Linked DNA regions of Mus musculus: regions 1, 2, 3, 4, 5 and 7 are each linked to region 6. The links are chromatin loops, found by intact Hi-C in ENCODE. Cell type or tissue: heart. All regions are shown on one strand.

The links. Hi-C counts contacts between places; a loop is a spot of excess contacts. Peaks named below come from ENCODE experiments on the same cell type or tissue, not always from the same donor. Only the 100,000 strongest peaks of a DNase experiment are listed, where the experiment ranks them.
Region 1: a loop joins it to region 6, with 2.7 times the contacts of the local background. A loop is called at or near these places in 3 of 42 quality-filtered maps.
Region 2: a loop joins it to region 6, with 5 times the contacts of the local background. A loop is called at or near these places in 9 of 42 quality-filtered maps.
Region 3: it touches region 6 in a loop (4-fold over the local background); 8 of 42 quality-filtered maps call a loop at or near these places.
Region 4: it touches region 6 in a loop (5-fold over the local background); 3 of 42 quality-filtered maps call a loop at or near these places.
Region 5: it touches region 6 in a loop (2.7-fold over the local background); 3 of 42 quality-filtered maps call a loop at or near these places.
Region 7: it touches region 6 in a loop (3-fold over the local background); 8 of 42 quality-filtered maps call a loop at or near these places.

The regions. Positions count from the first base shown.
Region 1 is chr16:58,667,977-58,671,976 of GRCm38, forward strand. It overlaps Cpox (coproporphyrinogen oxidase), which reads left to right and starts at 2,232. Exons shown (of 7, transcript NM_007757.2): 1 at 2,232-2,974. The coding sequence starts at 2,452. In heart, a CTCF peak has its summit at 2,451 (motif pointing left); a DNase peak (open chromatin) is centred at 2,385; H3K4me3 peaks cover 2,646 bases; H3K27ac peaks cover 3,409 bases.
Region 2 is chr16:58,626,157-58,630,156 of GRCm38, forward strand. No RefSeq gene overlaps it. Among named protein-coding and RNA genes, the nearest start is that of Ftdc2, 10 kb to the right of the region's middle. In heart, a CTCF peak has its summit at 1,607 (motif pointing right); no DNase peak of the experiment used is centred here; H3K27ac peaks cover 1,146 bases.
Region 3 is chr16:58,452,278-58,456,277 of GRCm38, forward strand. It overlaps Dcbld2 (discoidin, CUB and LCCL domain containing 2), which reads left to right. Exons shown (of 16, transcript NM_028523.3): 10 at 2,849-2,999; 11 at 3,800-3,880. Among named protein-coding and RNA genes, the nearest start is that of Gm33475, 22 kb to the right of the region's middle. In heart, a CTCF peak has its summit at 2,422 (motif pointing right); DNase peaks (open chromatin) are centred at 1,044 and 2,434; H3K27ac peaks cover 3,140 bases.
Region 4 is chr16:58,297,492-58,301,491 of GRCm38, forward strand. No RefSeq gene overlaps it. Among named protein-coding and RNA genes, the nearest start is that of 4930461C15Rik, 110 kb to the right of the region's middle. In heart, a CTCF peak has its summit at 2,156 (motif pointing right); no DNase peak of the experiment used is centred here.
Region 5 is chr16:58,682,892-58,686,891 of GRCm38, forward strand. No RefSeq gene overlaps it. Among named protein-coding and RNA genes, the nearest start is that of Cpox, 15 kb to the left of the region's middle. In heart, a CTCF peak has its summit at 1,861 (motif pointing left); a DNase peak (open chromatin) is centred at 3,480.
Region 6 is chr16:58,749,364-58,753,363 of GRCm38, forward strand. It overlaps the pseudogene Gm26019. Among named protein-coding and RNA genes, the nearest start is that of Olfr172, 9.9 kb to the right of the region's middle. In heart, a CTCF peak has its summit at 2,188 (motif pointing left); no DNase peak of the experiment used is centred here; H3K27ac peaks cover 568 bases.
Region 7 is chr16:58,459,674-58,463,673 of GRCm38, forward strand. Dcbld2 (discoidin, CUB and LCCL domain containing 2) reads left to right here. Exons shown (of 16, transcript NM_028523.3): 13 at 1,282-1,375; 14 at 3,386-3,435. Among named protein-coding and RNA genes, the nearest start is that of Gm33475, 14 kb to the right of the region's middle. In heart, a CTCF peak has its summit at 2,363 (motif pointing right); DNase peaks (open chromatin) are centred at 468 and 898; H3K4me3 peaks cover 556 bases; H3K27ac peaks cover 2,140 bases.

The DNA.
Region 1 (4,000 bases), 81 kb before region 6:
ACAGGCGCTGTGAATCTGTCTCATACATAAATTTTTCTTGGAATATTTGAGGGGTTTCTTCACATATCTCTCTGAACAGCCAATTAAAGTTACTTTAAAGAAAGAGCAAGTTAAATCAACCATACTAAATTAATTGTATATTTAATGTATAGGGTTGTAATAGCCCAGACTAGTCTCAAACTTACAGTTTGAGTAGTCCTCCTGTGTCAGCTTCACTTGTGCTGGGAGAACAGGTATGTACTATGCCTAACTGTATATTGATTTAAGTCAAATATGATCCCTTAAGATTTTTTTAATCTGTAAGAAGATGACAAATTTAAAATGTAAATCTAGGGCAAAATATTAAAATCTCAAAACCTTCACTTTCTGTTAATTTAATTTCTCTTTCAACGGCATTAGAGTTCTAACAAGGTCAAGTTTAGCAATACCTTGTTACTAATTGTTACACATGCGTGCATGCATAGAAATAAAGAGAAATACCAGAGAAATAAAGTGGGTTCATCAAACTCTCTCTTAAAAGGGAAAATGAATACACTGATATCAGGGCATAAAATTCATTATTTTTAACAGGGGAAGGATCAAATTAGCAAGGATTCGGAGAAGCATGTGGAGTTTGAAGATGAGTTGTATGTTTGTACCTAGTGAGATAGCATACAGCTCATCAGAATGTCCTGGCTTGTGGGGTTACACAGAGAATGAAATCATAGTACACAATAGAGAGCCAATTTTACACGCAGACGAGCACCCCTACTGCATAGCTTCTGTTTACAACTTACTGACTTCTTATTTGTCCAAGGCAGCTTTTGGATGCATCAAATTGCTTATAGAGGGAACATCTTCATATACTACAAATAGGACTTGGGAGTAATTTACCAGGAAGAGGTGTGTGTGTGTGTGTGTGTGTGTGTGTGTGTGTGTGTGTGTGTGACTGGTTTTGTTTCTTTTGAGACAGGGTCTTACTATGTCGCCCTGGCCATCCTGAAAGTCTTTAAGTAGACAAGGGTGGCCTCAAATTCATATAGGTCTACCTGACTCTGCATTCTGAGTGCTGGGATTAAATATGTGTGCCACTATGCCCTTCTAGGAAGATGGTGGCTTTTATTTTTTTCTCATACAAATCCGTTTGTTTGTTTGTTTGTTTTTAAGGATTCCAGTAAGCACTGTACATTAAGATTAAGGTGGAATCAGAGAACAGGAGAGAGAGACATCCAAACAGGCTGGAAGCTAGTACACAATTTGTTCAGGGTAAGTACACAATTAGTTATTTGTCTGGGCAAGTCTCCTGAATTTCCCATTTGGCTTATTCTTGGCTAGCTTCACATTAGCAGAGCAGGATCATAAAGGAGAAGTTTCTTACAGAAAATTAGAGAGATTCCTTTTCGTTAAAGAGCTTCATTTATCACCAGGAGGCCCAGCCAGACCCAGGCAACCTTCCAAAAGATAATTCTTATCTTTCCTTCTCTTCCAAGTCGGCCTCCAGCCAGGGCACACTACAGCTAAAAGTTAAGGGTTTCTCTCCTCTGCAAGCTTTGTCACTTCTCGTGAATTCATTTGCCTGCCACATCTGCCAGGCCTGAGCACGCATGCTGCTCCAGGTAGTTTGTGGTTGCATTTGTGTAAGAAGCAGGGGAGTGAACATATCGGTCAGAACCATACCCACTGAGCTCCAATTCCTGCTACAGCCAGAATGGAAGCTTGTGAAAGAATAACCAGTGGCCTCGATTATTATTTGTTAGTAGAAATTAGAATCATCAAGGATAGTTAAAGGGCAAATGAGCCCTTCTGATACTATAAAATAATGCTGGCAATGATATATGCTTGGAACAAAACTATTAAATGTGTGAGCTTCTGTCCTCATATTTTCAACGGGTAGGGCTATGGGGAAGAACAGAGATCCAGGATAGTAAACCGGAGTGCGAATATTTTCTCTGGATCTACTCAGGAGCCCACTACCCTGAACTCTTTGGGTAAGCCAAGCACAGGGACAAGGGTGCATCCTCCAGACCCACAGCCAGGACGAAGACAAGGGGTGTGTCTCCGAGTTGTTATTTCTGCCCGTTTGTCGTCAGCCTTCTAACCCCACTTTTGCTCACTGTGGGTGAGCGAGCAGGGCAATCCAAGGTGTACGTGACTAAAGCGCCTATCTTATCAGTCCAAGCACCTCCACAGTCCTCTGGCAGCACAGGAGGCCCGCGTGCGAGCAGCAGGACCCACCTCTGTGCGCAGGGTGCAGTCTTATCTGCTCTTTCCGGGAGCGGTCAGGCGAGTGCAGGAGGCGATAGGACGGGACTACAGTTCCCAGCAGCCTCCTCGGCTCCCGCCAGCAGCCTGCGACCTACACTCGCAGCAGCTCTTCCGAACTCCACGTAGCAGTGCTGGGGAGTCTGGGTCTCAGGACCCTGGGAGCTCCGGTGGGTCTGCAGGATCGGATTTGCCCAGTCCCGGCGGGAGATGGCCTTGCGGCTGGGCCGCCTGGGTTCGGACCCCTGGTGGCGAGCGGTGCTGGGCGACTATGCTCAGCTGCGCGCCGCGTCCCCGCGCTGCGCGTCCGCCCGCGTCTGCCAGCTGCCTGGCACGGCTGGTCCCCAGCCTCGCCGCGGGCTGGGCTACGGCCCCTGGGCTAGAGGCGGGTCCGGGCTGGGGACCCGGCTGGCCGCGACGCTGGCGGGGTTGGCAGGGCTGGCAGCCGCCGCCTTTGGGCACGTGCAGCGGGCGGAGATGGTGCCCAAGAGCTCGGGGGCGCGGAGCCCCTCACCTGGACGGCGGGAGGAGGACGGGGACGAGCTGGCCCGCCGCTGCAGCACCTTCATGTCCTCGCCGGTGACCGAGCTGCGGGAGCTGCGGAGGAGGCCGGAGGACATGAAGACCAAGATGGAGCTGATGATTATGGAGACCCAGGCTCAGGTGTGTCGGGCACTGGCGCAGGTAGATGGCGTTGCCGACTTCACTGTGGACCGGTGGGAGAGGAAAGAAGGTGAGGAGAGAGCTCCTGTTTCTTGGTTGGGCACCAGTTGCAGTTTAGGATTGGGGATTTAAAGTAGAACAGTTTTTACAGGGGGGTGGGGGTGGGGGGTGATCTGTCAGAAGGGACAGACTTGAATGACTGACATTGAGAGAGCCATTCGCTTTCTACTTGCAGATGTGGACCCAGAGGTGCCAACAATGTAGGACAAGTCACTTGAAAATATTGGCAATTCATAGTTGCACTTTTTTTTCTATAGGTTTGTTAAAGAACATCTGCAGGCAGCAAAGTGAAGCTTTCATGTTCAGTTTGTTACTGAACACGTCTCCCCCCCCCCCCCCCCCCAACACACACATTTTTTATTTATCCATCTGGGTGCATTTGTCCCTGCCCTATTAGAGGCAGAAGAAACACTGATCCTTTATGTCTGCTAGATTCCCTATGTCAAGAGTCTCCCTACTGTTTTTTGGCGGGTTATATAAGGAATATTTGATTAGTCTTCCAGTAGTTCTTACTAAATTGCATCATCAAATTTCTTGAAGGATTCCTTAGAATGCCATTCATGTTGAGTCATGTATTGGTGGCCATGTTGTTCCAAACAGAGTAGTCCTTCCCTGTTCTCCCCTCCCGCCTTAATTTTAAACTTGAGGATTTCTGACTTTTTCCAAGCTGGAAATACAACAGTATATCATCAATCCATTGTGAGTTATGATGCTACCACGTCTATATTAAATGGGAGTCAGTCTGATTTTCATGGTTTTTCATCTTGTAATGTTTTAGGGTAAAAGTCACTGACCGACCCAGACACAATCTCAAACACTAGATAGCCAGCTTTGTGTAACCTTTGGAAGTTACTGTTTTCCACCTCTGTTTCATAGTTAATGAATATATGCCGAGAACTCAGAATGTCAGAAACATGGTCAGCACTTAAATCACTCCGGTGGTGTGATCTTGAATATGGTGCCCTGCTTCTTAGAAATAAAACAACTCAGACATTAGTCTTTGAGAACAATGACTCTACGGTGACCTGTTGCCTTA
Region 2 (4,000 bases), 120 kb before region 6:
GGGCTGGCAAGATGGCTTGGTGTCTGTTCTTCCAAAGGTCCTGAGTTCAAATCCCAGCAACCACATGGTGGCTCACAACCATCTGTAATGAGATCTGATGCCCTCTTCTGGCGTATCTGAAGACAGATACAGTGTACTTACTTATAATAATAAATAAATCTTAAAAAAAATAATGATAGGGAGAAGGAACATGGATGAGAGTGAAAGAAGGAAGTGGAAAATGACAACACTGAGGGGTGAAAATCTAGTCAACCCTAAATGAAATTATAGAAGATAATAGGGTAAATACATCTCTTTATCTCTCTAACTCTCTCTCTCTCTCTCTCTCTCTCTCTCTCTCTAGTCAGGGAAGCAGAACCAGGAGTGATCTTGGGTATACATGTGTTCACATAGAACAAACACAGATGTATTATTATGTAGAGAGACAGAGACAAAGTAAGACAAAAAGAGGGAGACTAAGACAAGGTAGAGGGGAGAAGGGATCTTTATATTAAGGACTTTGGGCTCTGGCAAGTCCACTATCTCTAGGGATGGGGGAGGGGCCAGCAGGCTGGAGAGCTAGGGAGAGCATGCTCTGGTTCAAGTGTCTTTGCAAAGAGAATTTGCAGTATCCTTTCTTGCTCAGGAAACAGTCTTCAGGTGATAAACAGAGACTCACCGTCCACATTATAAACCTTCATTTCACCTAAAATATAAATTAACAGGAGCATACAGGATAAGGTTTGGCTAAATATCTAGGAAATGTGATCCAACATGGATTCACCAAATTAATGACCACAGGCTCTGACCAAAGGTCAACTCTTGGGCATGCATGAAGAACCTGTTTGTGTTACATGAACATGGGATAAGCACAGTAACACAGGAATGAAAGTAAAAAGAAAAGAAAAAAATATCAAAAGCACATCAAAAGACCTATTAGGTTATTTCAGAGAATCAAAGCCCAGGGAATCTAATCTGACAAATTGATTCACTTGTAGAAATGAGTGTGACAACTCAGCAAAGGCCAGGGAAGATTCCTGCTCCATCTGTGCCATGCATAGTGTCTTAGTCAGGGTTTCTATTCCTGCACAAAACATCAAAGACTGAGAAGCAATTTGGGGAGGAAAGGGTTTATTCAGCTTACACTTCCACATTGCTGTTTATCACCAAAGGAAGTCAGGACAGGAAGTGACACTGGGCAGGAACCTGGAGGCAGGAGCTGATGCAGAGGCTGTGGAGGAATGCTGCTTACTGGCTTGCTTCCCCTGCCTTGCTCAGCTTGCTTTTTTACAGACCCCAGAACTACCAGTCCAGGGATGGTACCACCTGAAGTGGACTGGGCCCTCCCTTCTTGATCACTAATTGAGAAAAAATGCTTACAGCTGGATCTCATGGAGGCATTTCCTCAACTGAGGCTCCTTTCTCTGTGATAACTCCAGCTGTGTCAAGTTAACAATGCACAACCAGCCAGTACACAGAGTAAGGAAAAGAAGGCAAGCATGGCTCAAGTCATTCTCAAAAGGGTAAAGAAAACATTCTAGCCAAATAATACTTTATGTACTTTTATCTATCTTTACTCATAATTTAGTATAACCTTATTCTTTTATATTAGCAAAGCCACTAGATGGGGCTAGTATTTCACACTGACTATTAAGAATGACTGGGCTAATATTTGGGAATCATTTTCATGGTCCTGGAGCATTCTACAAAATGAGATCATGCACTTGAAGACAGGATTCTCAAGGCTCAAAGGGATTGTTGCTACTGGTTTGGGGCGGGGACTGGTAGCTTCTTTGTAACCCCAAAGTTCCCAGTAAGGGACGTGCTTATAAATATCAATGACATCGAATTAGTGGTAACATTATGCCAGGTGAAAGGCAGAGCAATAAGTATAATAATGTTAAGAGAATTAAAGACAAGATCCAGACTTGGTCTCCTCTAAGCCTCCCAAGCTATTGTTTCCTCACTTAACATGTGAGTGTGGCTGCCGTGGCCCTCTGTACACATAAGGTTGATGGGAACTAAGAAAGTGCTGATAAAAAAAAAAAAAAAAATCAATGATCTTGGGTTTAGATGGGTCAATGATGTTTGCCCTGTGGTGTTCTCCTAACATTCAGTTGCAATTGAGGTTAGCTCTTATCTAACACAGGACATTCATTGCCAGGAGAAATGCCAGGAAAAAAAAAAAACTGAAGGGAAGGAAAGGTTTATTCTGGCTCTGGGTTTCAGCAGGTATGGACTGTGGCTGTCCAGCAGGAGTTGGGCATGTCATATCAGAAGGAGAATGAGGGAAGAGAGAAAGGACCAATGAGGGAGGAAGAAAATGAGAGAGAGAGAGAGAGAGAGAGAGAGAGAGAGAGAGGAAGCGAAGGCGTAGTCAGGAGATTTAGTCCCAGGCTACATCTCCAGTGACTTTTTTGCATCACCTACTTCTTACCACATTCCTTCTAATAACCCCCTAGGAGACAATCTTTTGATGAGGGTAGAGCCCTGGAAGGTCCTATCACTTCTCAAAGACCATCAACTGGCAGCCAAACTCTAGTTTCTGAGTCCTGAGCCATGTCATATTTAAAACTATGGATATGGAATATGGATATGGAAACTGCACAGATTCTGGTGACAATGAGAGTGAAAATCTGAACAAATACTTGGAGCAAGAGAGAGGGGTCTCTTGAAAGGATACATACTGGGACTGGATGTGGCTATGTTACTACTTCCAACCCTGCTTTATTCATCTTGACTTCTATGCTTGCTGGATGGAACCTTCCTGGTCTAATTTAGAAAGAGAAGAAAAGAAATCATTGGGTATCTGTGAGGTCTCTAGAGTGTATATTCTTATTTAGTTATTCTGTATCGCCTCACTTCTTTTACCAAAACAAGGAAAAAGTACTGATCGTCAACCTTCAGTAAAAGACAGTACCATAACTTCCCATCTTCATTCACATGTGATCTGAAACTCCTGCTTCAATGATAGCCAGCCACTACATAGACTTCTGCACTCGGCCCGTTCTTGTTTATTCTCTATTGGTTGGACGGTGAACATTATCACCCCTGAACCTCTTCCTTTTCCTTTTTAGTGCTGTCTTCTGCCCCACTCCCAAGACACTGCAGCAGAAGCCCCAAAGGCTTCTTGTTTTCTTTAAGATTATCTGTTGTTGCCCTATGTTCTGACATTGACAGTGACCTGTTCAGTTGTTCTGGGAGAACTCAAGTTTTCAGCATTGTGAGGCTCATATATACCTGTCCTGTCCTCTTCTTGGGACACATTTGCATTTGTCAGCCAGTGCAATAAACCTATAGTAAGAGATAAGTGTGGGTTTGTTTTTCTCTCCCTCTGGATCATTCAACCTCTTCAGCTCTGAACTCACCTTTCATGGTAAGTAGACAAAGGCCCAAAGGGTAGTACAAGTCTTTACCAAAACCCAAGAGAGTGGATTCTTGACTTCTAAGTATAAAAGGACAAAGATAAAATATCTTACATGTATATTTTCCAAGACAGTAAAACAGTCTACCAAGTAACCAATTAGGACTAAAATAAGGGTGTCCCTCTTGGAAGTTACTATGGTTTGATTGTGAAATGTCCCCACTTTAGGATTTTCCTGCTGTGAAGAGACACCATGACCACTGCAACTGTTACAAAGGGAAACATTTCATTGGCTCTGGCTTAGTTTCAAAGTTTAGTCCATTATCATGGTGGGAAACTTGGCAGCGTGCAGGCAGACATGGTGCTGGAAATGGAGCTGAGAGTTCTACATCTGGATCAGCAAGCAGCAGGAAGTCAATAGTCCACTAGGCCTAGGTGCTTCTGAGACCTCAAAGCCTGCCCCCAGGGACACACCTCCTCCAACAAGACCACACCTACTTCAACAAGGCCACATTTCCTACAATGCCAGTTCTTATGAGGCCATTTTCATTCAAACTACCACAGCCCCCTCACCCCAACGACCCCCAAAGCTTTTTTTGTTTGAACAGTTAGTTCCAAGTTGGTTGTATTCTTTGGGAGATCAGAGAAATTTTTTGA
Region 3 (4,000 bases), 300 kb before region 6:
ATGGGAGAATATTGGAAGTATGTCACTGGGGTGTTGTCCCATCCCCAGCTTCCTGCTCTACCCTTGAGAGAATCTCAAAATGAAGGCACCTCTGTCCCCAGGGAAGATGGGTGGTGCTGTGTGGAGTGGGGACTGACGGCTTCTTTCAGTGAGAAGCGCAGTACTTCCCAGACTTTCCCAGCCCGCTTCTTATTTCATAATCTATCTCATGGCGACCGCACAGTGACCCTGTTGCCCCTTCTTGTTCTTTCATTACATTTTTTTTCTTCTCCCCATGAAGTATCCTTGGAGGAGTTTGTTGTTTTGGTTTGGTTTAGTTTTTGTGGGGTTCTTTGTTTTGTTTTAGTTTGTCTTTCCATTGTTTTATTCTCCTGCAGTGTCCAACCTTTTAATTTCATCTAATGGATTTTTAATTCCAATACTGTATTTTTTTTTCTCTCCTTCATATTTACCTTGGGTTTTAAATTTTCTTCCATATATTTTTTCATAGGCATATGAGCACGGAGTGTGTTCATCTGGTAATTTTACCAAACACACACCTCAGTGCTAGCCATTATGCTATTGATTGCTTCTGGGTGTTTTTATTAGCATTATTAATCCTCTGTGTGTGTGTGTGTGTGTGTGTGTGTGTAAAGCTTTATTCTGGGATGCAGTTAAGCTACCAGGAAAACATTTCTTTATACGTATTGCTAACTTGACAGTCACCATTGAGACAGTGTCCCAAGTATTATGAAATTTACTCATGAGCTGATGATGGAGAGCGTTTTGAAGCCTGTGTTGTCATAAGCTTGTTCTACTTATCACAGGGTTCTTTTTCTGACTCTAAGTTGCTTCTGGCTGAGGACTTAGGGGAAGTTTCATACAGAGCCCAGTGGCCTTGCTGTAGTTCATCCATTCCTGCTGACACTCATTCTGTCCCTTTCCTGTCCTTACTCTGCTAAGCTCTACCCCAGAAATTCTAGGTTTCTGCTGACCTCATGGCTAGCAAGTTCTCTAGAGTGTGGGAAAGCCTTGCCCTGTGACCTGGAAATTCACCAGTCAGTACTGATAAGCAGAGTGTGTCTTGTTTGGGCCCCTACTCTGTAGTTCTGACCCTTTGCTGCCCGTTGCCCAGTGTCTTGAGAACTACTGCGTCCTGCCGTGCCCTTTCCCAGTTCTTCTGTTGTTCATGGCTGAGGTCCAGCTTCTCTCACTCAGTTACTGACAGAAGAGGAAGGCTCTGAACTTAATGAAATAGCACATATCTTCACACTTCAATCTGTCCATCTCTTCGCTTCTCGGGTAACTTGTATTTGTTTTGACATGTCTTCTAGGTCTCTGCATACCTACAGAGCCTGAGCCAGAAAGTATAACCAATCTCCTAAACTTCCATAATTTATTGCTTTCTAATACTACACCATGTTTGTATTCAGGGGAGAATGAGAGAGAATGTGTGTACTTTTTCAAAAATGTTTCCTAAGGATGTCTAACAACCTTCCCTGTGCATCAGATTCTCAGTGAATGTTGGCAGATGGACTAGAGCATTTCGTTAGGGTCACGTATAGCCAGCCCAGTGTGCACTGTGTACTTGAGGAAGACCTTGAACTTGTGATTCTGAAACTGACTTCATTACAGATGTGCTGCACCACACCCAGTTCTATGAGGAGATGGGAAGAGAACTTATGACTTTGTGCACATAAGCAAGCAGTCTGGCCTACATCCCCAGCCTTTGCCAACAGTTATGTCCTGAAATGTTGTTTCAGTCAGTTCCTGTTCACTGATAACAAAACTGTCAGCATTGGCCTTTAATCTATGTTAGAGCAGGAGCTAGGGAAAGTATGGAAGCTTACAGAAAGGGGGACTGTTGGAAGTATAGAGAGAACATTATAGAAACTAAAAGATCTTAATGTATCTTCCAGCATGTGTAATCTAGTTACAGGCAGATGGACCAGGAAGAAATAGCTGTCCTACTTGGGCATGACTTAGGAAGTCCAGTATGCACATGTTCTCGCTTTAGCTAGTGGAATGGATGTGGCTAATTTGGCACAAGGGGAAAACAAGGCCCTGCTTAACTCATTGAAGCCCTGCGATTAAGTCAGAAGTCACAGTCAGCTCAGCTCCTGCTGCTGGCCTCACACTGTCACTCTGTGGCCACTCTTTCTGTGCCCTGCCTTGAGGACCACTAATGGCAAATCCATGAAAGTACTGTATAAATAGGGCTGACTGAGGAGAAAACACATTTGCTTGAAAGGGTTGAGGTAATGAGATAATCACTTTTAATCATGTTTTCTACTTAAAGATTGTTTTTATAATGCATGTGTAGCTGTTGAGTTCCAGTCGTTAAATCAAACACAGAATAGCATTTCAGGGTTGTTGCTACTTGGGGTAAGCAGCAAGTCCTGACAACTGGGATTGTGGTGTGAGGAGTGCCGTAACACGGTTGGTCCAGCAGGTGGAGGTAGAGGCCTGGCCCATGAGCTGAGGCCTTTGTGTGATGGCTCTTTTTCACTTTAAATATAAACTTTAGATGATCGTTAGTTCCACAGGGATTGACGATGATAGTTTATTGATGCGATGAGCTGTGGCCCTGCAGTTGAAACGTTTCCCGTATTGCCAGGTTAGCTATCACTCCTGTCCAGTTCGTAAGCCATCCTAACAACATTTTTGTAGTTAGTGTTTCCCTCAGATAAGCTTCCAGGTAAAATGTGCAGTGTTTTAATAACTGCTTTTCCAAATGCTGATTGAGTTGTTTTCTGAGAAGTCTGTTCTGTCATCATTCTTTATCGATGTTGTTGAACATGCTTAGCTGGAGCAGTCTAGTTCTGGTCTCTTTTTGATGTAAAATACCAATTTTTGTTATTTTTTAAAGATATTTCAAGGAAACAAAGATTATCACAAGGATGTTCGTAATAACTTTTTGCCACCAATTATTGCACGTTTCATTAGAGTGAACCCTGTCCAGTGGCAACAGAAAATTGCCATGAAAGTGGAACTGCTCGGATGTCAGTTTACTCTCAAAGGTAAAGAGCCAGTGTGGCCAACAGTGGTCCCCACCATTGCCCTTTTAAATTTCCCACTTAACTGACACACAGTCATCACACACTTATGGTATACCGAGACATTTCAGTGTGTGTATGCGTATATAATGATCAGATCAGGTAATGATCATGTCAGGTAGATACAGTTTCTTTGTATTTGACACTTTTCAAAGTCCTCTCTCTAGTAGGAACTGCTCATTTGTTTCCCTGTTAAAATGTTGCCATCAGAATAGTTTCACAATGCAAATGAGACTCTCCAGTTCTGGTCTTGGAGACTTTTAAAATTAGGTTCTGTGTATTAAGATCCATGCATTGAGGGTTAGAGCAGCAACCTAAGCTTGAGTAACTTTTATTTTGAATTAACAAAAAACTGGAATAAATTCACCCAATATTTTATAATGTTTTAATGTTATTTCCTTATATTTCACAAAGCTATCATTGTGCCAGACATAGTTGGCTCTCCATACACACTCGTTAAATGAACTGAATATAGCATATATTAGGTTATAGCTATAGAATTGGATAGCCAATAATCTTCTAAGGTTACCTATGAATTAGTTAATTATTTAATTATTGAAAATCTGGAAAATCTTATAAAGCCTGAAAAATCTTAGTTTTCTTGCATTTAATGCAAAGTATAATTATCCATTGGATTCTGAGATTTAAAATTGTTCTGCAGAATTAAGCAATTTAGGAAATGTTGAACATTTAACATTGCTCTTTTTAAACTATAATTTTTTTTCAAAGCAAAATGTATAAGCATTTCTAACCCCCTTTTTAAGGTCGCCTTCCAAAGCTTACTCCACCTCCTCGGAACGGCAATAACCTCAGAAATACTACAGCTCGTCCCAAACTAGGTAAAGGTATGCCTGCTTTTAATGTGAGACTTTGACATGTCCTGTAACTATATTTAAAACATAAAACTGAACTTTCCTTAAGTTATTAATGTTTAAAAAATAAAAAAAGGTTTCTTCAAACTTTTT
Region 4 (4,000 bases), 450 kb before region 6:
GCAAAGTAGCCTAGTCAATGACAACCAAAAGCAGAGATGACGTTTATGGATGAAGATGGAAGGCAGTACATTTAAAATCTCACACAGCTTCTTCTTTCAGGACCAAAGACAACAAATCGGTTTCACGAATCATTTCCGTGGGACCACAGAAACCAGTCAAGGACGGAGACTATCTAGTCTGCAAAGCAGGGATCTGAGCCTCAGATTCAGGTCGTCTGTATTTCTTGTTCTCCTGAGTTTATGGGGTTAAATCAGCATCTGCTATATTTGAGTGCTTCGTCGGCAGACTGTCTATTCCCATTTTCTTCAGCCTGACAGAGAAGTCAGCAAATGGGAAGTATTTCCTAAATGAATAGACTACGTATCCATCCGAAGGATATGTATAAGCAAAGAATATTTGCTTCATCTGGATAAGCACTTCATTTGAGAGATATGATGACTCTCATGCAAATTCTACCTAAACTCACTGGATCGTGTGAGAGAGAAATCACGAGTGTTCCATTGTGGAACATGGCCAGTTTTTAAGAAAAGGGATAGAAGAATGAACCTCGAGCAGAAAAGTATTCCCTTAAAGAAAAATATTTGTGCTTTCCCTGGAAACCTGTACCTTATATGACATGCTAAGGGTGGTTTGAGTCTATTCGGTGGCTGACCTGTAGCTATTTTACAATTCTGTACATTAAATATATAAGTGTAACTGTCAAAAAAACCAACTATAGTCTCCTGACGCATAAATCCTGGCCTGTTCAGTAGAGAGACAATGTGTTTCCCTCCTCTAGTGGAAGTCAGTTTTGCCTGTATCTGCATACTTATTTCAGGATTCCTAACCTTAACATGTCTGTTCTTCAAATTCTCTTCGAAACTGGTTACATATGTCTATGTCCACTCAGTGATAATCAAAGTGCTCAGCTGTATCCCTCACAAGTCATTCTTCCTTAACACTTTCCAAAGTACTCTTTAGGAGAAGGCAAATATTTAACTCAGTACACATGTACATCAAAAGCAGAAAATGAAGAAACCACTCAGGCTTTCAAAAATAATTTGGGAGCTAAGTTTGGTGGGGGGAGGGGGGGAGTATTAATGTCCAAAGAACAAATTTAAATATTTGCATATATGATATGAATGCTTAGCATATTTGCTCTGAAGTAGCGATGGTGGAATTATCTCAACTCTGTCACCCCTGTCTGACAGTAGGAAAGAGTCTAATCCAGGATTTAATTTGCTCTTTTCGCTTCTGTTTACCTTTCTTGTCTTTTCTCTATTTATTGACTATAGATGCAAAAACCACACTATCGCTGAGATCCATACATGTGACAGGACCGACTATATCCACTGTGAGCCTAATAATGTCATCTCTGGACAGGTAGGGCAGGGAAAGGGGCCCAGTTTCTCTAGAACTGAGGCAGTCTTTCTTGGAGGACAGAACTCAGAGATTTACATCACAAGGCTCTTATAATGCTGACTAAATTGAATGCAAATAATTTTTTTGTTTTGTTTTGTTTTTTCGAGACAGGGTTTCTCTGTATAGCCCTGGCTGTCCTGGAACTCACTTTGTAGACCAGGCTGGCTTCGAACTCAGAAATCCACCTGCCTCTGCCTCTCAAGTGCTGGGATGAATGCAAATAAATTTAATGGATAAATTTTATCCATTTACTCATTCCAGCCTCGGTGGAACACAACTGTACTTTCAATTCTCGGGGGGCAGAAAGGACATCTGTAAAGACAAATACTTTTAAACTTGCTTGTAAATTTTAATTTTGGTGGTTTGGCTTTTGGGACACACACACAGACACAGTCAAGCTTGGAGACTATGCTTTGTGTAGTGAAGTGGCTGCGGACTCTCCACAGACACAAATACATCCTTTTAGGCATCTAAGAAAATATTAAAAGAAGGTGACACTTGATTTCCATAGAGTTTCTCAACCTGTGTGGGTCGAAAGCCTCACAGGCTCACATATTAGACATTTACATTACCACTCAATTACAGTTATAAAGCAGCAACAAAAATACATTCATGGTTGGGGCTCACCACAATACAAGGAGTTGTATTAAAGGGGCATAACATTAGGAAAGCTGTACGGATTTTTGTGCACCTATTGCTCTACATCCTAACTCAGCCGTCAAATCAATGGGAGAAGTTACAGGCTTCCACCAGCAGAGGGAAGTAGTGTCCTGGGGAAAAAAATGAAATCGTGCCCAGTTCTTCCTCCTGAGCAGTGTAAGAGGAGAAGGCTTCTTGCTTTTCTTCATTTGTAGTGGGAGTTTGCTATGCTGTGCCTAGATCATAGCCAATTAGAAGGAACAGAATAGGGGTGAGGGAGTGTCACCGAGAAGGAGTGAGAGAGAGCAGTTGGGGCTGAATGGTAGAACAGGTCCATCCATGCACAGAGGAAAGGACTTTCCTTACAGCCTCCATTTGTGTCTCAAATCGCAAACCCAAAGCTTATTCTGGAATCCGTGGTTGCTAATTGGCTCTCCCTGTGGTCACCGTTAGCCACTCTTAACCCATAGAACCTCAACTAATTTGTCCTTGGGGTGCTGTGACTTGTAAAGTGGCTGGCTGTTTTACAATAGACGTATAGCTCTTTCCCCAGTGTTCTCAACACTGCCGAAGGTTAAGGCCCTGGCTTTACCAAGGGAAACTGAATCTTGCAGTAGAGCAAGTGACTAGATGAGAGGACCCATTTTCTTAAGAAACCCTGGGCCTAAGGAAAAGCCTTGCCATGTAAACTGTCTTGCTGTCACAGCAAGGAGAGGTCAGTTGTCACAAGAGAGAAGCCTCTTCAGCAGAATGATGAGATGGCGCACTCACGTGACAGAGACGGTGAAATGGTACCTTATACGGGCATCTTCAGGAGACAGAGATGGAGGAAAAGCAGAGTGGAGAGAGAGAGAGTGAGAGAGCGATTCCATACAGCCACTTGGGCAAGTTCTTAAGATACTAGGCATGCTCAGGGGCTGGAGAGGTGGCTCAGAGGTTAAGAAATCATCTTAGCTGTCCAAGGGTGGCTTTCGTGTCTACATGGTGCCCCTGGAGAAATAGTTAACATTTCCTTTGCTGTTCATTGTTGAACCAATAAAGTCTGTGAACCCTTAAAAGAAAATCATCTTACTGGGTAATTCTAAAACTCATCTTCCTTGACATCTTTCAATGAGTGTATAAACAAACTTGGCATTATTTTTTTCTGGTTTTTTTTTTTGTTTGTTTGTTTGTTTCTGAGAACAGGATTTCTCTGTGTAGTCCTGGCTGTCCTATAACTCACTCTGTAGACCAGGCTGGCCTTGAACTCAGAAATACGCCTGCCTCTGCCTCCCAAGTGCTGGGATTAAAGGCATGTGCCACCACTGCCCTGCTCGACATTGATTTTTTTTAATGAGGTATAAAAGCAGAAATAAATGGAAGGCAGGTCAGGCTGTTGAGTTGGAAACTCTTAGCAAGTGCTTTGACCCACTTACTAAGAACCCACTGTACGTTTGCTCTTTGGTACCCAGGAGAGACTGGTTCTAGAAACTCTCTCAGATACCAAAGTCCATCCATACCATGCCCTATGCTCTCTCCTCCCTCATCTCACTCCCTCACCCCTATTCTGTTCCTTTTAATTGGCTATGATCTAGGCACAGCATAGCAAATCTCGCCCCCTCCCCCTGCCCCCTCCCATGAACAGGTGTACACCGAATCCCCGAGAGAGTAGTCACAGGAGGGTACGAACCCCCACCTCTTAGTACAAGGAATGAAGTGTGAAGTTAATGGGGTCCTACCAAAGGCAGAGGTCCTGTGGTCCTGAACCATGACCCTTTTCTATATAGTGGTGTTGTTTCATAAAGACTACTTGTTGTTTCTATCAGTGATATCATTATGTAAGACTTACTTGGAAAATCTTATTGGTTTAGAATTTGCAATTTACATAATTGTCTTTCTTAAACAGGAAAGATACCCTTGGCTGTTCCTATCAAGCAAGTCCACCATTATTTTTCAGGCTCAGTGATCATATTGTTTATA
Region 5 (4,000 bases), 66 kb before region 6:
GCTAGGTGTTTGAAAGCCCGCATTTTAAAATTTAGTGCCTCCCAAAGAAATATAGAAGGTCTAACTTCATAATAACCCTTAACCAGGACACTTAAGTTAGTGAGCCTAGGGCTTACAAATGCTTGACTAATCCTCCTGCGTTCCTGGAGTCCCAGTCACAATAGAGAACCTCACAGACCAGTTTCTATGAGCGAGGTGTGCCAGCAGAGCAAGGTCATTAAACCACATTCCAAGTTCAAGTCTACACGTTAAGCTCATTCAGCTGGTATTCTGAACTCTCCCCTGCAGTCTCGTATCTATTTCACACTTGAGAAACACGTTCCTCAGGGTCCCCAGTGAAGGAGCTAGAGAAAGGACCCAAGGCGTTGAAGGGGTTTACAACTCCATAGGAGGAACAACAATATGAACTAACCAGTACCCCTAGAGCTCACAGGGACTAAAGCATCAACCAAAGAAAACACATGGTGGGACTCATGGCTCCAGCTACATACGCAGCAGAGGATGGCCTAGTTAGTCATCAGTGGGAGGAGAGACCCTTGGTCCTATGAAGCTCTATGCCCCAGTGTAGGGGAATGCCAGGGCCAGAAAGGGGGAGTGAGTGGATTGGTGAGCAGGGGAAGGAGGTAGGGGATAGGGGGGGTTGTAGGGGAAACCAAGAAAGGCGATAACATTTGAAATGTAAATAAAGGATATATATATATGTTCCTCCCAGAGCTTCCAGGGACTAAACCACCAACCAAAGAGTACACATGGAGGGACCCATGGCTCCAGCTAAATATGTAGCAGAGGATGGCCTTGTTGGTCATCAATGGGAGGAAAAGCTCTTGGTTCTGTGAAGGCTTGATACCCCAGTGTAGGGGAATGCCAGGGGGGGGGGGAGGTGGGAGTGGGTGGATGGGGGAACACCCTTATAGAAGCAGGGAGAGGGGATAGGGGGTTCTGGAGGGGAGAGGGGAAACTGGGAAAGGGCATAACATTTGAAATGTAAATAAAGAAAATATCCAATAATTAAAAAAACACGTTTTAACACACAATTTGTCACGATCTAAGCCACCGTATTCTCAATAAGTTACCACAAAGCTGGCCATAGGATGAGAGTTGCCACACTACCCTGTCATAGGTAATTTGCTTATGAAGTGGTTGGTAAGGCCCCCAACTAAAAAGTTCATTTTAGTACACACACACACACACACACACACACACACACACACACACACACACACTTTTTTTTTTTTTTGAGACACGGTTTCTCTGTGTAGCCTGGCTGTCTTGGAACTCTGTAGGCTAAATTGACCTTGAATTCAGAGATCAGCCTGCCTCTGCCTCCTGAGTACTGGGATTAAAGGCACAGGCCACCATCATCTGGCATGAAAACACATATATAAATTAGTCTTCATGGCAATTTTTCCATGTTCAGGTGTGACTAAGGTCACTTCCAGTTTTCAGATGGGTAAGGCAGAAAGCCCTTTACATGATCTGTTCCATCTGGGATGTACATCCTGCTAACAACACATATAATATGTGAATCCACCCAGCTTATCAAATTCTTGAAGTTCTGTTGTGAAAATAATTGGGTCAATAAATATCCTTGCTGGGATAGTGATGTATGCCTTTAATCCCAGTGCTTGAGTGGCAGGGGCTGGGGCTGGGGCAGGGGCAGAGGCAGAAAGGCAGATCTATGAGTTCAGGTTGGCCTGGTCTACAGAGCAAGTTCCTGGACATTGAGAAACCATGTCTCAAAACAAAGGATTGGAGAGATGGCTCAGTGGTTAAGAGTACTGGCTGCTCTCTTAGACATCCTGAGTTCCATTCCCAGCAACCACATGGTGGCTCACAATCATCTATAAAAGGATCTGATGCCCTCTTCTGGCACACAGGTATACAAGCAGATAGAGCACTCATCCATTAAATAAATATACCTTAAAGAAAACAAAACCAACCAAACAAACAAAACAAAAAAATTCCAATGCATGCCCCCCACCAAAACCAACAGCTCCACCAACCAAAAACCCAACCAGCCAATAAATAAATATCCTTTAAAATATTTTAATTAGTATCTCCAGCAATACAACTCGGCAGCTTCTACTCAAGGTAGTTTTTATTATCTTCCTCTTTTATGCTATTCAACATGAAGGGATACTTTAAAAGAATATATTTTGGGGTTGGAGAGACAGCTCAGCAGGTAGAACACTGGCTGCTTTTCCTGATGACCTGGGTTCAATTCTCAGCACCCAAAAGGCAGCCCACAACTGTAACTCCAATTCCAAGGGATCTAACCCCCCCCCCCACCACCACAGGTATATATGCAGCAAAACATCAATGCACTAAATAAATAAATAAATAAATAAATAAATAAATAAGAAAGGAAGCAATGAACAAGGACCTACTTTTCCTCATTTTAGTAAGGAATGGGACCTGCCTTGTTGACAACCAAAGGCGGTCTTCTCAGGTGACACCCACCTAGCATGTGAGCAGAGTCAAGCTATAGCTGAGATTCCAGAATCATTGTCCACAGCATCATTGTACATGATAAGGTAGTTGCTGTGATAGTTCATTAAATGTAAAGATTGTTAAATAGCCATAGATAACTAGAATGTGTTAAGTGCCATTAACAAAAATGAGGGGAGGTTATGGAAGAGCTTAAAATGCCCACAAGCTACCCATGCTAGTGTTTATGCGAATCTATAGCTCTTGAGGAAATTCAACCCGGAAGCATAAACATACCTATTGTTCATATAAAGGTGGTAATTGAAAAAGTAGAAGAAGACCTGGCCAAGGAAGTAAGTGCAGTATTAAGAAAGGACGCGACAGACTGAATCAGGGCAGAGAAATCAAGGGAGGAAATCCCAGGGGAGGAAGCGTAAGAAACAGCTCATATAAATGAAACAGAGAAGAGAGAAACTGAAAGGCTACACGAGGTGTGACTGCTACGGGGTGAAGACTGTACAGCTGCTGTCTGTGGAGGAAAGGGAAGGCGATAATGTAGCTTGTGCTCTGTGTCAACACGCCTGGTCAGTTTGGAATCACAATATTTCATAAACAGTGTAATCCATTAACAACAAGGTTTTCTCGGTAGTAAAAGCTAAATAAAAATTATTTTCATTGCTGTGCGCAGTGTCTTCAGGTTCTAACTGTGCATGAACATGGCAATCTTGTAAGAACCTTGCGGAACAGCTTTGCTCAAATGTAGTTCTTGGTTTGGGGGAGGAAGGTGGAGGGGGAATGAAGAAAACTGAGGAAGAAGGGAGAGTGAGAAGAGAAGGAAGAGGGAGAGGGGGAGGGGGCAGAGAGATTTCTGGAGAAGGACAAGGCAGAATAAAACAAGATGTGAGAGCCTTTGAATCCTGTGCTTCTTAAACTGCGCTTCTCTGGAGAGATTTTCCAGACTACTGTTAGCAACTCAACACAGTGTGCCTGCTACACATGCCTTGTCACGTGACTCCACCAGGTTTCCCACAACCGCCTGAAGTTCAGCGTTTGCTGTGTGCTACAGCTGCAAGAAAGCGGAACGACTGCAGCTGGGTTCTTATCAGAATCCCTACAGGTTCCAATCCGGAGTTGTCTGACTCCATGAGAAAGTGTCTGCCTCTTTCTGAGAAGGAACAAGCATAGTATCTTGACTTTCGAATAATAAATGACATTGAAGAAAATTTAAAAGACACTTATTCAAAGAGGCATCTCTAGTGTGTAGTTTCTGGACACCACAGGGTGTGTTTGAAACTTCAGCAAGAAGTTTCAGCAAGACTTCAAGTCTCTATTTTTGTGAGCCATTAAATTATTTCCACTATAAATCATCACAACCCTGTATGTATTTACATCATCAAGCTTATTTATGAATACAAAAATCATCAGCACCTAACCAAAATTTTCAAAATTTATTTCTCCTTTGGGCTGGTAAGATGACTCGATGGATGAAGACACATCTGAGAAGCGAGACAACCTGAGATCAATCCCCAGACTTCCCATGGTGGAAGGAGAGAACTGATCTCCACAAATCATC
Region 6 (4,000 bases):
TTTTGCTATTTTTCTTTTTTTTAATTAAATTTTTTTCTTTCATTAAAAATTGATATTCTTTTCTCAAATAATCTATCCCAATTACAGTTTCTCATCTGACTACTACACCCAGTTACTCTGTTCTTCCTCTGTGATCCGAGTCTACCTCCTTTCTGTCCCTCATTAGAAAACAGAGAAAAGGCTCTGCTTTTCTGTGCAAGCCGTTGATCCCATCAAAATCAGACATATCTCTGTGACTTTGAGGACAGTCTGGTCTACACGGTGAGTTTCAGCACAGTCACAACAACCCAGAGACACTGTTTCAAAACAATAACAACAAAAAATAAAACAACAACAACCACACAGCAAACAGGTATCTACGGGATAATAATAAAATAAATAAAACAAAGACACACTTATCAGAATAGAATAAAACTAAAGGAAAAGGCACCAGCTTGACTTCTCAATGTTTAATGAGTTGTGTAGGTGTTTTCAGCAGTGGGGCCTTGCCATCAGTTTGTGGAGAGCAAGCTATTGTCTTGGTAACAGCTTCTGTTGTTACGGGTTCTCATAGGACCACTTTGGCCAAAATTTCATTGTATGTAACCCAATAACAGTACTAGAAGCTTCATTTCATTACAAGAGATGGCCAGTTGTTGCTCTGTCTTCCCTATTATTGGGCAAGCCATCAATTTGATAGATGTTGGGGTGAGCCAATTCAAAGTCCTGGATCTGGGCCTGAGAAGTATCTGAGCTGGTCAGCTGCTGGCTATTCTACTTTCATGGCCTTAGGGCTGGCTCACCAGCAACATCCTGCAACTGGGGTCATCTTTACTCTTCCTTGATGCCCAGGCAAGGTACAAGACCTGCTCTCCCAAGGGTTGCAGCCAGTGCGGGACAGAGCCAGATCTCCCACTCTCATGACCCCAGGGCCAGATCTTCTACTTGCCATAGATGGCAAGGGACAAGGGAGGAAAAGAGAGTATCTCTCTCTCATCTGTGCCACCACATAACACACAGAGGCAGGGTCAGTGCTCCTCCATTCATGCCTTTTGGGGTAGCTTACCTGCAGCCCCCTTATCCAGGGCCAGCTCCACTGTGCTGCCCAGTGAAGGTATGCTGTGTAGGGTCTGCTCTCCTGATTGCTGCAGCAGTGAGGGGCAGGGCCAGCCCCTGTAATGGCAAGGGGTGAGAGTGGGGGATGGCATATCTCTCTCTTGCTCATGCTGCCACATGGTAGACAAGTTGCAGGGCCAGCTCTCCCATGCTCATGCCCTTGACTCAGCTTGAGTGCTTTATCTGGTGAGGGACAAGGACAACTCTCCTGCTCTCAGGAACACAGGTGGCAAGGTGGGAGGAAGGTATCTCTCCCACATCCGTGCCATCATGCAGGAGGTGAGTGGCAGGGCCAGCTCTCTCACACTCACACCCTCGGGACTGGCTACCTGCAACTCCCACAATGTGCGTGTGGGATAAGGGGAGCGCTCTTTCTTCTCTACTGCAGCTAGCTACCAGTAAGATAAGTTCTTCTGTTATCATGCTTCCAGAGCCGGCTCTCCCAGGAAGCCCAGGTGAGGGGTGGGGCCATCTCTATAGTCCTCAGACATTAATGTGTTCTTCAAGGACCAGGGAAGTCTTCCTGGCCTTTGTTGGAAACAGACCTGTGCTGCTGCAGGGCCATAGAACCAGATGTGGCTCCTGGTGACAACATAGGCCAGGATCCCACCATAGACCCAGGTAGTGTCACCAGCTACTTATATCAAGCTGCTCCTCACTAACTTTGAGTCTCTAGTTCTGCTTCTCTTCATTGTGCCCACATCCTCTGTTTCTCTTTCTATTCCATTTCTCCATCACTTACTTGTTCCTCTTAGTGGCAACCAGGGTCTTTGGATGTCTGGGGTCATCTCAGGAGTGGTCTCAGGAGTGCTATGCCCCACTTGTGCATTAAGGCAGCAGACAGGGGCCATCTCAGGCTCATGCAAGGTACATCTGTTTAGGGCTCATTCCTGCCCAGGGACTGAGGTTCCAAGCATGGTTCTTCTAATCTCCAGCTTGCTTCTCACCCTTGGAGCCTACCCAGGCCTGCAAAGCAGCAAACTGGTGATTGTCTCATGCTTGTTCTTTTCAGGGAATGTTGTGTTAGGCTACTAATCATTCAGATGTTTACACAGGCTGTAGATGTAGCCTCTCTCTTCTCTGCCACCTACTGACGCACTTGTAACACAGCAGCCACAACAATGACTCTAGGGACAAATACAACAGTGATTTCTATAAAAGTTTGCATTCCCTCCAGTAATGGAGGAATGCTCCCTTTGCTCCACATTTTCTACAGCATGAACTGTTATTTGTTTTGTTGATCTTAGCCATTCTGGTGCAGGTAAGATGAAATATCAAAGTAGTTTTGATTTGCATTTCCCTGCTGACTGAGGTTGTTGGTCATTTCTTTGAATGCTTTTTAGCCATTTGTGTTTCTCTTTTTTCTTTTCTTTTCTTTCTTTTTTTTTTGAGACTTTCCTGTGTATATCTGCACCCCATTTTTAAATTGGGTTATTTGCTTTGTTGATATTTTGCATTCTTTATTTATTTTGGGCATTTTCCTTCTATCAGATGGGTAGTTGGTGAAAATCTTTTCCTATCCTGTGGAGTTGCAGTTTTGTTTGAATGATGGCTTTGTCATAGAGAGAAGCTTTTCAGTTTCATAAGATCCTATTTATTAATTGTTAATCTTAGTGCCTGTGTTAATAGTATGCTGCTTAGCAAGTCTTTTCTTATGCCTATGAGTTCAAGGCTAGTCCCCATTTTCTCTTCTATTAGGTTCAGTATATCCAGTTTTATGTTAAGGTCTTTGATCTATTTTGAGTAGAGTCTTATGCAGGGTGACGATTACGGATATATTTGAGCTGTCCTTCGTACATCTGTCCTGTTAGACCAGCACCATTTGTTGAAGATGCTGTCTTTTTTCACCCAATTCATATCTCTGGCTTCTTTATCAATATTCAGATGCCTATATGTGTGTGAATTTATGTCTCTCTGGGTTCTCAATTAGAACCCACTGACCAATGTGTTAGTTTTTATGCCAATAGCACGCTGCTTTTATTATTACAACTCTTCAGTACAGTTTGAAACTGGGGCTAGTGATACCTCCAGCAGGTCTTTATTGTTCAAGATTGTTTTAACTGTCCCGAGTTGTTTGTGTTTTCTATATGAAGCTGAAATTTTTTTTTCAAGAATTGTACTGGAATTTTGATGTGGATTGCGTTGAATCTGTAATTGCTTTTGGTAGGATGGCCATTTTTACAATATTAATCCTACTGATATATTAGCACATGAAATCTTTCTTTTTTAATAACACAAGAATTTCAATTGCTTGGTAAGAGATACTCCAATATATTGTATATTATATTGTGAAAGGTGTGTTTCACTGATTTTTCCACCGTCCATTTGTCATTTGAACATAAAAAGACTACTGATTTTTGTGAGTTAATATTGTACCAGCTTTGTTACATGTTTTTTTATCTGCTGTAGGAGGAGTTTCCTGATGAATTTCTAGGATCATTTATGTATAATATCTTATCATCTGCAGATAAAGATACTCTCGTGTTTTCTTTTCAATTTGTATGGCCTTGATCTCTTTCTGTTGTCTAGCTCCAGTTAAGTCTTAAGTACGATATATGTTGAATAGGTACAAAGAGAGTGAATAACTTTGTCTTGTTCCTAATTTTAGTGTACTTGCTTGGAGTTTCTTTCCATTTAGGTTGGTGTGTTGAGGTATTCCCCTTGTATCACTAATCTCTCTAGGACTTTTACCATGAAGAGGTCTTTGATGTTTTCAAAGGCCTCTTCTGAATCTAATGAGACGATCACGTCTTTTATGTTTTTCAGTTTGTTTACATGGTGAATTACATTTATTCATTTACATATGTTGAACCATTTCTTTATCTCTGGATCATGGTGGATAATCTTTTTGCTGCATTCTTGGATTTATTTGCAAGTATATTATTGAGAAATTTTGCATCTGTAT
Region 7 (4,000 bases), 290 kb before region 6:
GTCTTACAATATACACTTTACTACATATACATAAGATGCTTTCTAGTTTACCATTCGTCTTTTAAATTTTGGTGACTTCTGGTAATTTAAAGCATACTGCTTTTGCCAGGCAGTGGTGGCACATGCCTTTCATCCCAGCACTAGGAGATAGGTGTGTGGATCTCTGTGAGTTTGAGGCCAACTTGGGCTACAGCCTGAGCTGCACAAAGAAACCACCCTGTCTCAAAAAACCAAAACTGAACAAAACAAAACAGAACCCTACACTGCTGTTAAATGTGGGGCAATGGGCTATGCACAAACAGCCTGGTTTCCAGTCGAGCTGAGGTCATGAACTCTGGTGAAACCCAGTGGTGATAATTCACCTACATGGGACAGAAGGCCTTCCCTCATGTCTCCTGGACCCCTGGCTCCTGTCGAAGTTACTGCCCCCACAGCCAAGAGAAGCGTGTGGTTAGTAGTCACATACACAATGTCCCAAGCTTCTGACCTTCAGGCTAGACTCCTCTCAGTTACCTAGCAACAGCAAGATAACAAATCCACTATAAGAGGAGCTGCTTGGCCCCACCTCATTCTCTCCCTCTTACTCTAGCCTTTCTTTTCTCTCTCTCCTTTTTCCCTTTCTCTCCTCTTGTCCATGGCCAGTCTCTCTCTCTCTCTCTCTTTCTACCTTCTCTCTTTCCCCCTGCCTTTCTACAAGAAAGCTCTAAAATCATAGACTGTGTCTGTTCATCAAGGCCTGGACTAAGGACTCTCTCCTGCATGGGAACCTCTCTCCCTCTGCCCTCTTCCCATATCTCTGGGGCCTGGTGCTGCCCTGGTGCTCCTATTTTGTTCTCAGCTCCTCTGCCATATCCAGCGTGGGATGCCAGAGACTGAGAACCTGGTACGGGGCTGCCCCTTGTCCAGCCCCCACCGGATGGGGTCAGTGGCTTCACACAGCCAGATGCCCACTCGGGGACGAGTGGAAAGCATCTGGCAGTCCTCCTGCGTCCTCCACGCCCAGAGCACAGGAGCTCTGGTGGGCCTTCTCCCTCATCCGTCTTCCCCTATACCCACAGCCCTGCAGTTAAACGTGTGCAGAGGTGGAGGTGGAATGAGCCAGCAGCATGCCGAGTGACCTGTCCACTAGTCTGTAAACACTTGTGTCTCCCAGTTGTGGCCAGCTTTGTTTCATAAATGATGTGTAAGATATTCTTGGAGATACAAAGTGTTGAGCTTTCGACTTCTCTGTCATGATGTCTGCTTCGCTCTTAATGTGGTCGTTCTGTTTCATGGCTTCAGATGTCGCACTGGCTGCCGTTCTGGTCCCTGTGCTGGTCATGGCCCTCACCACACTCATCCTCATTCTAGTGTGTGCTTGGCACTGGAGAAACAGGTCAGTACCCAGCTTGCTTACATGATTGACTGGGGGAGGGGTGCGGGGATAGGAAGCAAATTTCACCTGGAGAGTTACCAAACTAAAGGCCACTGATAGAATCATACAAATCTATCCTAACTAGAGGATACATAGCTTATGATCTGCTCATACTATCACAAGTGTGTCTTTCACAAAGGGCTCAAGCTGTTTGCCTGCTAGGATGGGCAGATCTCTAGCCACCAACATAACTACTGAGGTGCTGTCTGAGCTTGGGTCAGAAAGAGAAATGTAGGGTTTATTTTATAGATTAGAAAATTCTTGAGTGCTAAGCAGACTGATTATATTATCCGATGACTGGAAAGTGACAGGATTTACAAAGTATGGTCCTGGTGCCTAAAAGAGGAGGAAAGAGGCATCGGGATAAACTTGGAAACAGTCTAGTCAAACAGAAGTACCACAGCATGATTCTACAAGAGGGATGTGCTTGACAGCAATGTCAGCAGGACGCACGACTGTGACGGAAGCAGCAGCAGCCTGGAGTGATGTGAGGTTTCTGACTAGTAGCGATGCTGTGGGTTGAAAGAACATCAGAAGGGATGGGTTTGATGGAGAAAGAAGATGACGTATTTGTTCACTGTTCAATAAATAGTATATCTAAATATGTGGCTGCTCCTTTATGCCAACTGTTGGCCCATGTGCTAGACTCTAGCAGCTGGAAATCTGTCCATCCTAGCAGGCAAGATTGAGCACGTTGTAAAAGATACACTTGTGATAGTATAAGCAGATCATAAGCTATGTATATCCTTATTTATAAAGCAGAATCTTTCTTGGTAGCCTGTAAACGCTACCTTTAGTTAGGATAGATTTTCATGATTCTATCAGTGGTGGCCTTTAGTTTGGTAAGTGAGTGAATAGTAATTCTTGTTTGTTGTTTTTAATAGCATTTTTTTCTTTTTATTTGTTTATTGATTTTATGAGTGCTCTGCTGCATGTACACCTGCAGGCCAGAAGAGGGCATCAGATTCCTTTATAGATGGTGGTGAACCACTATGTGGGTACTAGGAATTGAACTCAGAACATCTGGAAGAGCAACTAGCACTCTTAACTGCTGAGCCATCTCTTTAGCCCTATAATATATTTTTTTATTAATTGAGGATTGCATAATTATATCTTGATCAAACTTGACCCAAACTCCTCTAGGATCCACCCCCCCCCCCAATTTCATACCCATCCAACGTTGTCTTTACTTGTTCAACCTATTGTTTATATGCTTGGGTGTGTGGTGTGTGGCCATCCAGTGGAGTCTGGTCTACCTACTGGGAGCCACACCCTTGAAGAAAAGTAATTATTCTCCCTCTTTAGGTAGCTATTAATTATCAGCAGCTCCTCAGATAGGGGTGGAATTTCATGAACACCTCCCCACTGGATACTGGGATTTACATCTTGATCTCTATATGCTATGTATATAGGTCCACACATACCATGTTCCGTTTGTTTAGAGGACGGCTTGCAAGAGTCTGTTTCTCCTTCCACATTGTGAGTTCTAAGGAATCAAGCTCAGGTCCTCAGGTTTGACTGCAAGCCCCTTTTCCTACAGATCCATCTCACCAGCCCAAGTGTATCAGGAAGTGTCCTTTCACCCCTGGACTCCTTTAGTAAAAGGATCTGGGTAGATAATAATTCTTCACCCAGAGCAGTTTCTCCTGGGAGGGAGGACAAGTCAGAGCTCTGAGTTAGATGGAGTAGGCAGTGTGATTCTTGTTCATTGCCCTTGTGCCTCCTCTTCCTCACAGATGTCTGTAGGTCCTTCCAGGCCTGGAGGAGCATCCTCCTCCCCCAGCACTTGCCACTGCTAGTTGTGACATTGTTATTTGTTGGTGTGGTGGGGTGAGGACATGAATATAGTGTGTATGAGAAGCTAAAGGCTTTTCTGTTCCATTCACCTCATGCCCCTGACTGTGTGGTCACTGCTGGTTTGCTGCCCTTTGGTTGGGAGAGGAGTCACTGTTTCCTCACTTTGATTTTCAGGAAGAAGAAAACTGAAGGCGCCTATGATTTACCCCACTGGGATCGGGCAGGTAACTTGTGGATTTCCTTCTGTTTTCAGGCAGAAATCTCCCCTCTCCTGGGTATAATGGTGGATGAAATAAGTCCTCGGGTCCTTAGGGACTCCTCAGGTAGAACTTCACATGCCGTCCTGGGCTGGAGAGATGGCTCAGCAGTTAAGAGCACTAGTTGCTCTTCCAGAGGTCCTGGCCAGGTTCAGTTCCCAGCACCCACATGGCAGCTCACAACTCTCTGTAACTCCAGTTCCAGGGTATCTGACATCCTCACACAGTCGCACGTACAAAACACCATTGCACATAAAATACAAATGAATAAATCATGTTAAAAAAAAGAAATCAATATGCTCCACCATGTGGTTCATAAGTAATTAAAGGAGAAATGTAAACACACATTGGTATCTCTTCCTCTGGAAAGTTGGTCTTTTCTTGTAACTATTCTTCTTGAGGAGACCAGCCTCCCGTGTGACCTGTGAAAGCACTGCATAACAAGGACTAGGGTCTCAGGGACTCTCTCTCTCTCTCTTTCTCTCTCTCTCTCTCTCTCTCTCGCTGGGGTGTGTGTGTGTGTGTGTCTGTG